Linked DNA regions of Homo sapiens: region 2 is linked to region 1. A link is a contact called in ENCODE Hi-C or POLR2A ChIA-PET data. All regions are on one chromosome and are shown on one strand. Each heading gives the region's core, a stretch centred on a gene start or an enhancer-like site at or near the end of the contact. The rest is flanking DNA. Distances are from core to core; before and after follow the strand shown. Region 1 holds the start of TP53I11 (tumor protein p53 inducible protein 11). Region 2 holds the start of SLC35C1 (solute carrier family 35 member C1).

Evidence for each region. A loop is a pair of places that touch in the nucleus more often than their neighbours do. ChIA-PET counts read pairs that join two places held with the same protein, here RNA polymerase II (POLR2A). Pooled maps may share reads with other maps.
Region 2: a map of ascending aorta shows a loop between it and region 1 (3-fold over the local background). The contact joins the promoter of SLC35C1 here to the promoter of TP53I11 in region 1. A Hi-C loop is called at or near these places in 1 of 168 maps with a recorded cell type or tissue (ascending aorta) and 5 of 50 pooled maps. POLR2A ChIA-PET finds 5 or more read pairs at or near these places in 1 of 52 experiments (Panc1).

What each region holds. Positions count from the first base shown.
Region 1 is chr11:44,948,884-44,953,454 of GRCh38, reverse strand. It overlaps TP53I11 (tumor protein p53 inducible protein 11), which reads left to right and starts at 2,572. Exons shown (of 7, transcript NM_006034.5): 1 at 2,572-2,778. RefSeq lists silencers at 2,383-2,642, 2,673-2,802.
Region 2 is chr11:45,802,211-45,806,398 of GRCh38, reverse strand. SLC35C1 (solute carrier family 35 member C1) reads right to left here and starts at 1,250. Exons shown (of 2, transcript NM_018389.5): 1 at 63-1,250. The coding sequence starts at 597. RefSeq lists silencers at 996-1,225, 1,956-2,125 and an enhancer at 2,296-2,455.

The DNA of each region.
Region 1 (4,571 bases), core at 1,323-3,822:
GAACGAGACTCCATCTCAAAATAAATAAATAAGTAAATAAATAAATGAAAAGTATATAGGGAGGAAGACAATAAGAGCCTCTAATGGGTGCTTTCTGGAGAGCGGATGCAGGGGGTTATGGATAGAGCCAGCTGCTTCTCCCCTGGTCCCCCTCCAAGCACTTTGCCTGTTATCTTGAGCGGTTACTGTTGCTGCTGTTGACTATCTGTGCAGTCATCTACAAGGGGGCTGTGAACTCTCCAAGGACAGGGACACTGTCCTGTTCACCCCTGGGGCCCCAGCACATAGCACCTTGCCTGGCATAAGGGTGAGGCACTGTCAGGATGGCCTCGTTCACAAAGGATGGTGGGGCAGCCTTGGCCCAGCCTGAGCTCCCAGCCTCCCCAGCTTCCCCGTTGATAAGGAGACTGAGAGAATACAGACACCCAGAGGGCAAAGGTTATCCACTCCAAATACCACTTAAGGTGGGAATTCTTCCTCTGCTGTCCTCATCAACCCTTCCCTGGATTCTGCTTGCATGCTGCTAGTGACAGGGCACTCATTCATGACAACTAAGGCAGCCTCTTCCATGTTGGAAAACTTGGAGTGATTGTGACAAAGGCCTCCCACTGATGTATGATCAGGCTGGCTGGGATTACAAGCACAGACCCTGCTGCTAGTCTTTAGGGTTACACCAAGCAGAGCACTGGCAGGTGTCCCCAAGTCTGGGAGGACATTGCACATGAATGACGCTGGGGGCCCTCCCTTCAGCAATCCAGAGCCCTGAGTGCCAGAAAGGCAGAAGAGGGAGTGACAAATGAATTCATCAACCCAGCTTGGCCCAGCTCTGTAAAGGCAGTGAGGTGAGACTGAGTTGTTGCAGAAATTACTATAGAGCCTTGAGTCAGATGGCTCCACCCAACACACCTTAAAAATAATCCTCATCTAGAGTCACATACTTTGATTGATTGATTGATTCATTCATTATTGGCTATCACTGTCTAGGTGTTTGGCTGGGGGCAGTGTCAGTGGCACTGGGGCATCAGAGTTTATCTACCTTAGTAATCAGGACAGTTTATATTCACTGAGCACTTACTATGAACCAAGGACTGTTCTGTTTACTTCCTTGCCAAGGGCACAGACTCTCCTGCCCAATCCCAGCTCTGGTGAGGACAGTGGGAGCCTGCATGGCACAGAGTCCATGCACAGTAAACATGAGCAGCTCCTATTAACTCTAAATCTCTACAGCAACCATAGCCGGTTCTTACTATTGGTTGCTCTAGGTGACTTACTTTGTCCAAGGCCACACAGGCACTAAAAGGCAGAGTCAGGATTTGAACCTAGGTGATCTGGTTCCAGAGCCTGCTCTATTAACCGTTAAGGAACTGGTGCAGACAGAACCGAGACCTGGAGTCAGAATGCCCACCTAGCTAGATGCCTGAGGCAGCCACTCACCTCTTTCTGTCTTATTTACTTGTGAAATGGAGCATGTCATCAGCCTTGCCTTCCTTTTCCCGCAGCCCCCCACCCCGGTTCCTGGCCCACTGTGACCATCAGATCAGATGAAAGAGATCCAGGCATTTCTCTAAGGAGAGCACAGGGTGGTGGGGGTTGGGGTGGGAGAGAGCACATTATTTTCCCACCATAAGGGGTTGAAGGAGCCCAGAATTTGGGGGTGGGGCCTTGTCTGTAGGAGCCTGGTTCTCTCAGGTTGACACGCCACCAGAGAGCCTCCATGACCCCCAACCCTCATCCTCACCCCAGCCCCCCATAGGATGTGTAGAGACAAAAGGTTTGACAACTGTAGCGCCAACAAGCGTCCTAGAGCCCCAGATAAGATCCTAGCCTCCTGACAGCGCAACTGACAGCAGCATCTCTGAGGCTGGATTTTAGGGTGGAGTATGAAGAAGGTGGCCGTAGTGACAGTGGGGTCATGTTATTTGGCCAAGTCACACCAAGCAGGGAGAGAGAAGGGTGGGCCTAGGCTGGAAGCCTGAAGGCTGAGTGAACTCAAACTTTAACGACCATGGCCTGTAAAATGGGACTAAGCACAGCGCCCTTATGGGTTGCTGTGAAAATCAAATGAGTTAATACTTGTAACTCCTTTAGCATATGGTGTCTGGCATCAGAGAGTGCGCAGCAAACGGTGACTATTGTCGTGACTGTGTTATTACACACTTGGGTATCACCGCCAGCCAAAGCAGTCCCTTCCATTTCAGGCACCGGCCTGGGCCCGGGAGACACCGCAAGGCTATTTAAGATGGTGTGGTTTGCCCATCTACGTTGATCGTCCCAAGAAAGGGGCACCGTCTGCAGAACTTGCCAGGAAAGTCATCCTGGGCGGCGCGGGCCACGCCAGGGTCTCCCCGCGCGGCTTCCTCCCCCGGCGCCTTCTCTCGGGCGCGCGTGCGCCCCCTGCAGGCGGCCCCCGGGAGAGCCTCGCGGGGGAGCCGGGAGCCTGGTTTCCCCGCCAACCCCCATCCCGCCCGCCCCGGCGGCCACCCTGGGGGCGAGGCAGCCCGGCGCGTGGGAGGGGACGGCGCGCCATTGGCTTGTGCGCGGAACCGAGAGGAGGGACCAGCGCGGGCCGCCAGACTCGGTAAGCCCCGGCCGCGCAGGGCGCCGCGCGCAGTCCAGCCGGCCCGGCCCTGCCCTGCCCTGCCCTGTCCTGCCCTGCCCTGCCCTGCCCTGCCCTGCACTGCCCGGCCCGGCACGGGCGGCGCGATGTGAGGCGTCCGAGCCCGGAGCCTCCGCCTGGCATCAGCTCCACGTAGCCCAGCGCCGGCACGCGCGAGGCCCGTAAGTTCTGCTCCCCGCCGCCGCTTCCGAGCCGCGGACTTTCCCCTCCCGCCGCCCGCCGCCTGCGCAGCGCAACCCAGCGGGGCTCCTGCGGCCGACGGGACCGCAGAGGGGCGGCCGGGACCCCGCGCGCGCTAACCGGGCGCCCCGGGACATCTCGGCACCCGCTGAGCCCGCTGGGACCCCAGGGGGTCGCCTCCCCAGCTCCCCAAGGCGCCGTCCCGCAGCCCCTTCCGTCTCCCCTGCGCGCTCTCCCCTCGCCGCCCCTCCCTCTGACTCGGTTTCCCCTCTCCCCCGGCTCCGCGGTCGCCCTCCTCCTGGACTGCTTATTTCGTCCTCGGCCACTGCCTCTCGGGCTCGAGCTTTCTGCTTCAGAGCAGGAGAGAAACGGAGCGAAAGCAGTTTCTGTCTCCCCGGGGTCTGACTCGGTCCCCCGCGCTCGGTTCTCTGTCCCCTCCCCCTCCCGCCATTGTTCCCGGCAGGAGGAGTGCGCGGCGCAAACTTGCGAGTTCCCCCAGTCTTTGCCCCCGCAGGGCCGCGGACGGAGGTGGTGGCGGAGTTCCCGCTGCCCACAAGTCTGGCCCGACCTTCTGGGGTGGGGGCCTGGGGGCAGGGGCCCTGGGCCGGAGAACCCGGGGCCGCCTAACGGCTCGGAGCTCACCGCCGGGGGACACCGGCGCTGAGGCCTGGGTCTCAGAAAGTGGGTGAGTGTCTGGAGCGGGGACATCAGGGACAGATTGCAGGGGGAGGGGCGAGGCTGAGAGAGTCCCCCGTCCCCAGGCTGGAAAGGGGCGGGCAGAAACCCAGGCCGCGCCTTAGCCCAGTTAGGGGGTGGGTAGGGGACGCACAGGTGGAGACGCCCCCCACTCTCCCCAAAGTCGCGCGATCTGCAGGAAGGGTACAGTGTGGGGCCACTGGCCGGGCGCTGGGTGGGTTAGGGCCCCTGCCGTGGGCAGAACACTCGCACCTACCCGGGGGAGGCTGTGTGGAGGAAGGGCCAGAACGCCGCGCCCACCCCGGCGCGCCCCGCTGGGCGGGGCGGGGCGGGGCGCTCGCCTTGGGTCCCCTCGCTCTACCTTCCTTCGCCCTGACCCAGTCTCGGGCTTCCGCCTCTTCCTGGAGCCCGGGGGGAGTGGGTTTCTCCGCCGGAGAGATGGAGGCTGGGGCAAGAGCAGCGCGGAGGCCAAGAACCCCCAGGCTCCTCCAAAGCCCAGAGCGGCTGGCCAAGGCCCCCTCACCGCCCCACTACCCTGCACTTCCTGATTGGTTTCTTTCAAACAAACTTCTTGACGGGGCGGGCCTGCGGGGAGAAGTCACCGGGGCTGCCCACCCCAACTATGTGGTCCCTTGGACCTCCACCCCTGACGGCCTGTGGAGAGGGGACCAGGATCTGCGGCCCGCAGATCCCAGGGACGCGGGGGTCGTTTTGTTGCAGAGCCAGGAGGGGGCACTGTCCGCTCCTTAGCCTCAGCCCCAGACTTCGAGAAAGGAGAGAAAAGATTTTTCTTGTTGGGTTGTTAGGAAATAAGACTATTCTCCAGGCTTCTGTTGTCCCATCTGTAAAATGGGTCGTCTTGTTCCTGAGGCCCCCTCTGTCCCCACCATCCCAGGAGGCCCCTGCCATGGCCGCTTCTTTCCCAGTCACATGTCGTCAACTTCCTCCGTGCTTCCAAATTTGGAGTGGAGGGCTAAGGCCGAAAGCCCCTTCACCCATGTCCAGCTGTCATGACCTGCCAGTTCTAGGACTGCGACCTATTTTCTGCACAGCTCTGCCTCCAGGCCCCTTGTGGCTT
Region 2 (4,188 bases), core at 1-2,500, 850 kb before region 1:
TGTTCTTCACTGCTTCAGTCCCCATGACCACTCTATCCCCCGTGGCCCCAGCTGCCACTCACCGATGATGATACCGCAGGTGAGCAGGGCATAGAAGGAGGTGGTCTGCTTGAGCAGCAGGTAGGAGAGCAGCACGTTGAAGACGGTGGTGAGTGAGCGGCCCACATTGTAGAAGGCCACACCGACGTACTTGAGGCAGAGGTTATTGAAGGTGATCATGCCGATGAAGACCACCGACAGGGGCAGGACGCTGCGGGCCACCCTGAGGTCCAGGCGCAAGCTGGGGAAGTCCACGGCACCAGGGCAGCAGGCGGCCAGAGCGCTGAGGCCTTTGCACAGCAGCGTGGTCACCAGGCACTGGTAGAAGGTGACGAAGATGGGGGTGTCCAGCCGCAGGGAGGGGCTGTCCAGCAGGTACTTATTAAGGAACACCATGGAGATGGAGGTGACCCAGTAGAGGGAGACCACCAGCGCGATCTGCAATGCCCGCAGCAGAAAGGGCTTCTCCCCGTTGGCCTCTGCCTCTGCAGAGGGGTCTGAGGCCCCGGTCAGCGCCATGTGCAGGATCCTGGACCGCTTCAGAGGGGCCCTATTCATGGTAGCAGAGGAGCTGGGTCACCCCGCGGCCAGAACTCTGATTCCCTGGAGTCCAGGGCAGTGAGCTCACTTGTGCTCTCCGCAAGGAAGCCGCAGCCCTCCATTGTCACATGTGGGCTGGCCTAAAGGCCTCCCCATTGTCCTCATGGATTGAGAAGTTCTGCTTTGGGGTGAGCCCAGTTGTGCTGCTCCACAACCTACTCCCACCCCGAGGGGGCTCTGAGACAAGACACAGGGCAAGGGAGAGGAATAGGATAAGGCGGTGAGGCCAGGACAGAGAAGACCTGTGAGGGGAGAAGAGGCTGGGGCCTAACAGGGAGGGGTCGCAGAGAGAAGGGAGGGGAGAGGAATGGCAGGGCGGGGCAGGAGTAGGTACGCGGGGCGAAGGTGCAGGAAAAGGACGCGTGGCAGAGTGGGAAGAGGTGCCGAGAGGGCGTCATGGGCGGCTGTGGGAGGGAGGGGCGGGCAGGGGGAGGGAGGCGTACAGGGAGCTGCCGGAGGCCGGGCGCGGCTGGAGGGAGGGCTGCGGAAGGGTCAGAGGGGCTCGGGGCTTGGGGCTGAAGGACGCGGGAGGGGGCTGGGCCGGCGCCCACGTCTCGCTGCCTTCCCGGGCTCTGTCGCCGGCTCAGCCCAGGAGCCTCCGGACATCCGAGGCCGACTCCCCGGGAGGCGGGCCCTGGACTCACTTCCTGACACGCCCCCACGTGGCCTTAAAGGGCCCGCACGCCCCGCCTTGCCCTTAAAGCGACAGCCCCAGAGAGGCGGAGTTCGCCAGTCCCCAGCCCCGCCCCTGCGCTCCGCTGCCCGCTGCTGGCGGGGGACCTCGGCAGCCACAGGTTTTTCTGGGTGCTTGAGCCTCGCCCTGCTTCCTGGAAGGGCTCCATCAACCTCGCCTGCCCACCCTCAGCTCCGTCCGCCCCGGAGCCTCCGTCCCCCGACTTGGCTAGGCTTGGCTCGCAGGTCCACTTCCCGGAACCCCGACCCAGGACCCGGGCGGCGCTACATCAGCCTGGACCCCTCCACCTCCGGAGACTCGCGTTGCAGCCCCGCGTCCCTCTGCCAATCCGAGCTCACTCTTCCATAACAATGTTGTGGTCCCCTCCTTTCCCCCCATTTTCACCGCCCCCAGGCCCTCTCCCAAGCCCGAGACCCCCGGCAGCGCTCCCCGAGGCCGGAGGCCACGCCGCCTCTCTCGGACTTCAGTTTGTCCTCCCTGTGCTCCTGTCGAGGTCCTCTGGGCGGCCCGGATCCGAGATTCCAAAGGCTCAAGACAGCATCTCTTACCCCTTCCAGAAAATACTGTTTCCCCGGCCGGTCCAGCCGCATCAGCTCCCGCGTCCCTGCCTGTGTCCCCGGGCCGCGAAGGCGACCTGGCGCTCACCTCCTCCGGTGCACTGGGCGCCCGCCCCGCGACCCCGTGCTGCATCTGCAGCGCCGCACCCTGGGCCGCGCCCGCGGGATCGACTTCCTGCTTTCCGCCCCGGGCCCGGGCACCTTGCCAGCCTCGCCGGCCTGTTCGCGGCATGGGCCCCGGGGGTGCCGGCGGAGAGGCGGTGATCCGGACGGTCGTGGGAGGAGGCCCTCTCCTCTTTCCAAGGCTACTCCTGTCCCTGGTACCCCCGCCCGCCCGGGACCCGGCTTCAGTTACCGCAGCTGGCACGTCCCGGGACTTGGCTGTATCCCTGGCCCGCCGCGCTACCGGCTTGCACTTCCAGAAGTGCGTGCGGGGACCGCTCGGATTCTTCCAGCTGGCAGTGAGGGGGAGGGTTCCCCGCCCCTTCCAGGGCCGGGGCCTGGGAAGTCTAGCCTGTGGTCTGCCACTCACCAGGCAGCCGGGGAGACCAGGAGGATCGACTTCTCTTGGTTCGCGCTCTAGCACCTGCGTTGGGCAGGCCACTTTCTCCGACGGCCTGAGTTATCTTCATGGTAAAACTAAGGGGCTAGGCTTGACCTGTGGGTCCCAACCTTCTTGCCCAGAACTCTAGGTGGTATGGTCGAACATAGATGTTTGTAATATTTCAAGCACCATTTAATTAGTGCCATTTAATTAACGGGTAAGATGATGTCATGGCTGGGATTTGTTTTAAAATACTAAGAATACTTACCAAAAATATTTTTTATTTTTATTTATTTATTCTTTTTGGGACGGAGTCTCGCTCCGTCGCCCAGGCTGGAGTGCAGTGGTGCTATTTCAGCTCACTGCAACCTCCGTCTCCCGGGTTCAAGCGATTCTCCTGCCTCAGCCTCCCGAATAGCTGGAATTACAGGCGTCCACCACCACGCCCGGTTATTTTTTGTATTTTTAGTAGAGACCGGGTTTCGCCGTGTTGGCCAGGCTGTTCTCTAACTCCTGACCTCAGGTGATCCGCCGGCCTCGGCCTCCCAAAGTGCTGGGATTACAAGCGTGAGCCACCGTGCCTGACCTCAAAAAGATTTTTTTTAAAAGGTTGATAGATTAAATAAGATAAGCCATTGATAGTTGTAGCTAGGCGTAGATACACAAGGACCCATTATAAGAGTTTCCTTACTTTTGTGTACATTTGCAAATTTCCAGAATAAAAAGGTAAAACCTATATAGTACGCTTAAACTCTCAGATCCTAACTGCACAAACCTTCACTGGAGCTGAGCGCAGCCCTGGGTGGGCTGTAGGGAAATGGGAGGGCTGCAGGCTGCAGTGAAGTAAACAGCTGCCCCACAACGAGCCGGGCCCACACCCTACCCTCTTCCACTAGCCCCGGGTACTAGCACTCCCCTCTTCCTCCTCAAGGAATGAGACTCTGCTTCCTAGTTGTGGGCTGTTCTCCACCTGGAGGATACCATCTGGTTACCTTGTCACTTTTGGAACTAAAATATCCCTTTGGGGAAAGAAAGACTCAAGAGGGACTGAGCTGGTCTCCTCAACCCCACCTGGAGAGTCTACCTCTGGGATTTTCCTTTGAAGCTGTGGGTTTTGGTTCATTAAGAGCAATTCGTATCTGTTCCAGTCTCTCCTCTCTTATGCCCGAGAGTTCACCATGACAAACAATTTAGTGACAGACAGGGCAAACTTGTCCCTGAGAGGCCCTGGTGATCTGGAAGGGCCTTCTCCTTAGCACATTAGCAGGAACTTGTCTGATGACTGCTGCCACCTTGAACTGGAGGGAAGAGATATATCTTGTATATAGGCCAGATGCACTTCGCTGAGAGAGGCCCAGGGGCAGTCAGTGCTGCGTGTGTGGGGGACAGTGTGGGCTCTCTATGGAGGCCAAAGTATACCCCTGTCTCCAATCTCTCACATCATACCTGAAATTCTGTCATTAGTGTCACTCCCTTGGATTAAGGTTGTTAACAGGCCAGTACAGCAAGTTTCCTGGATTCTAATCATTTTATCCCTTATGAGGGAAAGGAGGGGTGGGGATGTTTCTTAGGGGGTCTAAGGCCCCTGGGAATTGTGTACCTTGCATAAATGGTTTGCTTTTGAATTTTCTTTAAGGAATGTTAATTGTTTAAACCATCCACAAAGGGTGAAATTTTAGGTCTTGCCAACAGTGATTATCCAGGGTGTGAATTTGGTGTGAGGTAGAGCATAAGATCATCAACGTGGCAGCTGA